Regions from separate parts of the Homo sapiens genome. Here region 1 is linked to region 2. Evidence: chromatin loops called from intact Hi-C (ENCODE). Cell type or tissue: A673. All regions are shown on one strand. Each heading gives the region's core, and the rest is flanking DNA. Links, peaks and the distances in the headings are about the cores only. Region 1 overlaps VAPA (VAMP associated protein A). Region 2 overlaps LOC124904244 (a long non-coding RNA gene).

Region 1 (2,811 bases), core at 271-2,770, 220 kb after region 2:
AAGACATAGGGTGCCTTTAAATCATACAGTGTTTCCTGTTTAGTTTTTCCTGTGAAAAAATTTTACTTTTTAAAGCCTGTAGGGCCAGAATCTCTTGGTCTTGTTTTCTGAGTACTGTTCCCACTGAGAAAAACCTCACTAACAACAGATCCCCAAAAAATCTGTGGTTCTGAATTTTTTCAGTTTTTTCTTCCAGGATTTTACAAGTAAGAGGATTTATAAGCAAATTAAGCTACTATGGGTACATGTTTAAAAGTCCCTTGTTATATAAAATCAGTGCTAAATTAGAAAATGGAAAAAGTATAGATATTATAAAGCTGTCTATGGCCATACCACCCTGAACGCGCCCCATCTCGTCTGATCTCGGAAGCTAGCAGGGTCTGGTTAGTACTTGGATGGGAGATATTATAAAGCCAATAAAAATTACTCAATCTCACAAAATAACCTCTGTTAACATTTTGATAAACTTTTTATAGCTATGCTGTGTATAATTATATATTTGTATTTTGTATGTTTTTAGTTAAGATTATTGTGATCATTTTTTCATGTTATATTTTCCCCTAGCAAAAACTTTAGATCTAAATAATAAAAAAAAAAGTTTGTTTCAGGTTCTCTGAAAATGTACCTTCTTTTCTATTTCTTTACATCCTACCTGTCTAGAATCCAAAAACTTAAACTTTAGATGTGGACCGCTCGTTTCTATTTTAATCAAGATGTTAAATTATTAGTAAGTAGCATGCACTAATTTCACGTTCATTCTTGAACACTAACATTGTTCTTTTACAAATAATTTACGTATGTGTACATCTTATTGTTCTTTGGAAGTTTAGAGTGGAGGGACATAAAATTGGTATGAAATGTTGCAAATCAAAGTGTTCCACTTCTGTGTTAAGACTATTGTTTATTTTCTCTGCCTTGTTTTCAAGATTATGTCACCAGGATTGTTTAGGTCAGACTGAGCAGTGTATGCATCAGAATACCTTAAAAAGCACTCCTAAAACGTTTAAGGTAGTTTTTTAAGATGAAATGTCAATAAAGCTGTGATGGGTTTAAGATTGAATTATCTCCCATCTTTACCACCGGGTAGAAGACGTTCTTTAAGGTGGTAAGTAAAGTTAATCACAATGTCACATGACATGAGAGAAGCCTTAGAGATCATTTTGCCTACAAATTCTAAAATGAAGCAGGTTAGACTGGGATAGAGAGGGGAAGTGATTTACCCAAGGTCCATCAGCTAGGTAATGGTTTTAGCTGTTAAGCCTCAGATTGAACATACTACATTATGCTTTTTTTTTTTTTAAAGTCATAGTATAACATCAGTAACAAAAATGAGCATCTCCCTTGCCCCAGAAGGCTGCCAAAAGAATGGAAAGAAGTGTTTTCATTTTTTATTTAGGTACGTGTTTATGTAAAGGTGATGGATGAGTATTTATACGACCAGAACAATACTACACTGTATGAAAATGGTGTAAAAGAAGTAAAAGACATGGTCCCTTCCGGTTGGTAACTTTTTCATACTGTAATTTTAGGCTCCCAGAATGGGAATACTGGTTTATAAAAAATGATTACATGACCATATTAAGTGGATTTTGGAGAGTTTTCATGATACATTCTGAAACTGTTGATTGTATAGTATGGATAAACTGATTGTATAATATGATTGTATAATATGTTTGTATAATTGTATAATATGATTGTATAATATGGACAGTGAGGCAATTTCAGTAATTAAAGCCCTTAGAGGCTTAAATAAAATAGTGCAGTCTTGCTTTTCCATTAATCTCAGGATCCATACTTTTATGATGTTAGTGAAATCTTATGAAGAGATATGTTTTAGTGCTTCAATGACTAAGTTTTTAAAAATAGAACTAAGACTCATTTTTTTTCCCAGAAAGTATTACTCTATTTGTACAAAAATATTTATACAAAAATATTTCTTCAGTACCTACTACACCAGGCATTGTGTTAGTTGCTGGGGATACAGCAGCTAACGAAACAAAGACCTATTCATGGAGCTTACATCAAGTCTGATATTTAAATGTGTTTGAAAAAAACATACAGTAAGGGTAAATTCAAGTGACATCATTTAAAAAATTTGTAATAAGAATGTTTTAGGGCTTTCTTGGATGTAAAAATGTAAAATATTTTTTGAGTGCTTGATACTTATTTCAGGAAGTGTTCAGTGTTGACCTGTGTGACCAAGAGAAATACAATATCAATTTAAAAATCTTTTTCATATATTGCTAATTTGACTGCACTTTCATGCTTTATTGTGGCAGAAGTCTACCTGGAATACTTATGAATTAGAAAATAAATACCGTTTGGTTATACGTACAAAATTTATGAGAGTTCAGGCCCTAGAGTCAGACCTGGTTTGACTTCCCACTTTCATTGCTTTGAGTTATATGACCTTGGACTACTGTTTACCTTCTAAGTTGAATCATTTGTAAACTTGGTATATTAAAATGTAATGAAAGTATCTACTTCATGGACTTGTGAGGGTTAAATAACATAGTTCATACAAAGTTATTGATACATGAGTGCCCAATAAACGCTAGCTGTTCCGTTAGTAGATATTCTGTGTACTATATAGTATTAATATATGTTTTGTATATATGATTACCTTAACATGATGCCACAGATACTCAGCAGCATAACCCTTGTGTAACTGGGAAACAGTTTAATCAGTGATACAACTTAATTAGCTAAAACCTGTTAGAAACATTGAAGGTAGTCATCACCTGCATTGCTGTGGCTACATTGTTTGTGTATTTGAGCAGAGCACCCAGCCTTCCTCATTAGTCTGCACTG
Region 2 (2,811 bases), core at 32-2,531:
AATGTTTGATGAAATATCTATGGCCTAGCCAAGCTGATACATAAAAGTAACCATCACAGGCTGGGTGCGGTGGCTCACGCCAGTAATTCCAGCACTTTGGGAAGCTGAGGCAGGCAGATCACGAGGTCAAGAGATCGAAACCATCCTGGCCAAAATGGTGAAACCCTGTCTCTACTAAAAAATACAAAAATTAGCTGGGCGTGGTGGCGCATGCCTGTAGTCCCAGCTACCTGGGAGGCTGAGGCAGGAGAATCCCTTGAACCCGGGAGGCGAAGGTTGCAGTGAGCCAAGATTGTGTCATTGCACTCTGGCCTGGATGACGGAGTGAGACTTCATCTCAAAATATATATATATATATATAATTGTTGGGTTTGCTGTTTACTCTTTAGGTAAGAACTGTAGGGCACGAAAAATAACCTAGTTGAGAGGGAAATGTGTTTCACAGACGTGATCTCACATGTTCTACAAATATTTATTATTTTTACTCTTTGGGAGAAATTCTTCAGCCCTGCAGGGAAAATACCAAAATGTATTTTCTGAATCCCCTCCAGTCAACAGGGAGAAATAGGACCAGTGTGTGTGTGATTATGCCAGCCAGCACTGACCTGCTCATCTTTGCAGCTGATTCTCTATGTCAAGCTTTGATATTTTATTTCCCAGTCTGTTCAACATTTTTTTCCTGCATATCCTCAGTAAGGCCTCAAACTAAAAACTGAACGCATGGGATGGTAATTTACATGTTTACTGAAGTGCATGGGCTTAAAGCCTGTCTGTGGCCCATCAGGGCAGATCTTTGCAGGGACTCTGCCTCAGTTTCAAGAACAATGACACCTTCCTTTAGGCAGGGGGACAGTGACATCTTTGACATAAGAAGCCTGGCAGGGCCCATGGGTACCTGGTACTTAGCTAGTAATTAACACTGAATAAGTGTTGCTGTGGTTACTTGCATCAAGCTTGCTTCCAGACGTTCACAGTCAAAAGAGAAGAGTACTCCTAGATAATCCTTAAACCTTCCGTTTAAGTTTCCTTTTCTTCCCTTCCTTATCCTCTATATGCAAATTTACATTTGGCAACCAGCAGGGAGCTTTCAGATTCCTTATCTCTCACACCCACCAGAACCTAATTTTGTTCATGGAGAGTAAAATAAATATTGCATTGGGGGAAAGATATGTGAAGGAACCCACGTGACAGAGAATGGCTGTCAGGATATGAACATATATAAAGTCAGACAGTCTGATTCTAAAAGAGCAGTTTATTATTGTTTGAGCAGCCTGACCGGGCCTTCTCCTTTCTGTTCCGCTAACCAGCACGGAGCTTTAGGTTTTACAACTCTGATAAGCTGATAAGTGAAAAAATCTTTTTTTTTTTTTTTTTTTTGGTGGCAGTCTTGTTCTGTTGCTCAGGCTGGAGTGCAGTAGTGCAATCTCAGCTCGCTGCAGTCTCTCCTGCCTCAGCCTCCCGAGTAGCTGGGATTACAGGCATGCACTACCACGCCCGGCTAATTTTTGTGTTTTTAGTAGAGATGGGGTTTCACCATGTTGGCCAGGCTGGTCTCAAAACCCCTGGCTTCAAGGCCCACCTTGGCCTCCCAAAGTGCTGGGATTACAGGTGTGAACCACTGCACCCAGCCGAAAATTATTTCTTGATGCTTTAATCTGTATGTTTACTTACTTGTGAAATTGAACACCTTCTTCATACATGCATTTCCTACTTGTGAACTCCCTGATTGCATCTGCTCATTTTTCCTAATGGACCTTGGTGGTTTTGTAAAAAATAATAATGATAAATAATAATCTATTAGTTCTTTCTATATTGATTATTAACCGAGTCATATTTATGCCAAATATTTTCCCAGATTGTAGTTTTAAAAATTGTGTTTATGATATTTCTTCCATTAAGCAAGTGTTAACTTTTTGGTGGTCGAACCTGTCAGTCTTTCTCCCTGTGATTTTTGAGAGTAAATCTGCATTTCCTTCTCCCCGCTTCCTCCCCCATTTAGGAGAAATGGAGCCAGGGCCCCTCTGTCCTTGGGCTACCCACAGTAAACCCTCGGCTAATCTTTTTTTTTTTTTTTGAGACGGAGTCTCACTCTATCGCCCAAGCTGGAGTGCAATGGCGTGATTTTGGCTCTGTGCAACCTCTGCCTCCTGAGTTCAAGAGATTCTCCTGCCTCAGCCTCCTGAGTAGCTGCGATTACAGGTGCCCGCCACCACGCCTGGTTAATTTTTGTATTTTTAGTAGAGATGATGTTTCACCATGTTGCACAGGCTGGTCTTGAACTCCTGACCTCAGGTGATCCACCCGCCTCTGCCTCCCAAAGTGCTGAGATTACAGGTGTGAGTCACCGCGCCCGGCCTGCCACTGACTAATCTTGATGCCCCACTTTTGAACATCTGCTGACACTAGAACCAGGGGAGGTTCCATAGCCTGAAACTCAGGAACCACATGTGGGCTAGGGGAAGAACTGTCTGGAGGAAGGCCAGCTTCCTACAAATCTTTACCCAAGGGAGGGTTCTGCCTTAAAGTCCTTAAAATGCCCTCTACCAGAGCTACTGAGGGTTGGTTCTTAGGGTAAGGTTCAGTTCAGTAGAAGAATATGACACTGAACACAAGTGTGCAGGAGGGGAAGGGCGGGGAGTCAGGAGAGGGCCACAAAAGGGGCTGGGGCCCCACCAGGAGACTGGGAAACCAAGCCCTCTTTTCTTATTTCCTATTTTTGTTCCTTTTTTAGACCCAGTATGTCTTTCAGTAAAACAATGGTTACTTAGCTGAAGTTAGAATTTGCATATTTAAGCCTCCCACGTGAACTGA

Evidence for each region. Peaks named below come from ENCODE experiments on the same cell type or tissue, not always from the same donor. Only the 100,000 strongest peaks of a DNase experiment are listed, where the experiment ranks them.
Region 1: it touches region 2 in a loop (2.5-fold over the local background); 30 of 110 quality-filtered maps call a loop at or near these places.

What each region holds. Positions count from the first base shown.
Region 1 is chr18:9,923,600-9,926,410 of GRCh38, forward strand. The region is part of intron 1 of VAPA (VAMP associated protein A); the gene reads left to right. It also overlaps the pseudogene RNA5SP450. Among named protein-coding and RNA genes, the nearest start is that of VAPA, 11 kb to the left of the region's middle. In A673, for the core only: no CTCF peak of the experiment used is centred there; no DNase peak of the experiment used is centred there; H3K27ac peaks cover 149 bases.
Region 2 is chr18:9,699,434-9,702,244 of GRCh38, forward strand. The region is part of intron 1 of LOC124904244 (a long non-coding RNA gene); the gene reads right to left. Among named protein-coding and RNA genes, the nearest start is that of RAB31, 7.5 kb to the right of the region's middle. In A673, for the core only: no CTCF peak of the experiment used is centred there; a DNase peak (open chromatin) is centred at 998.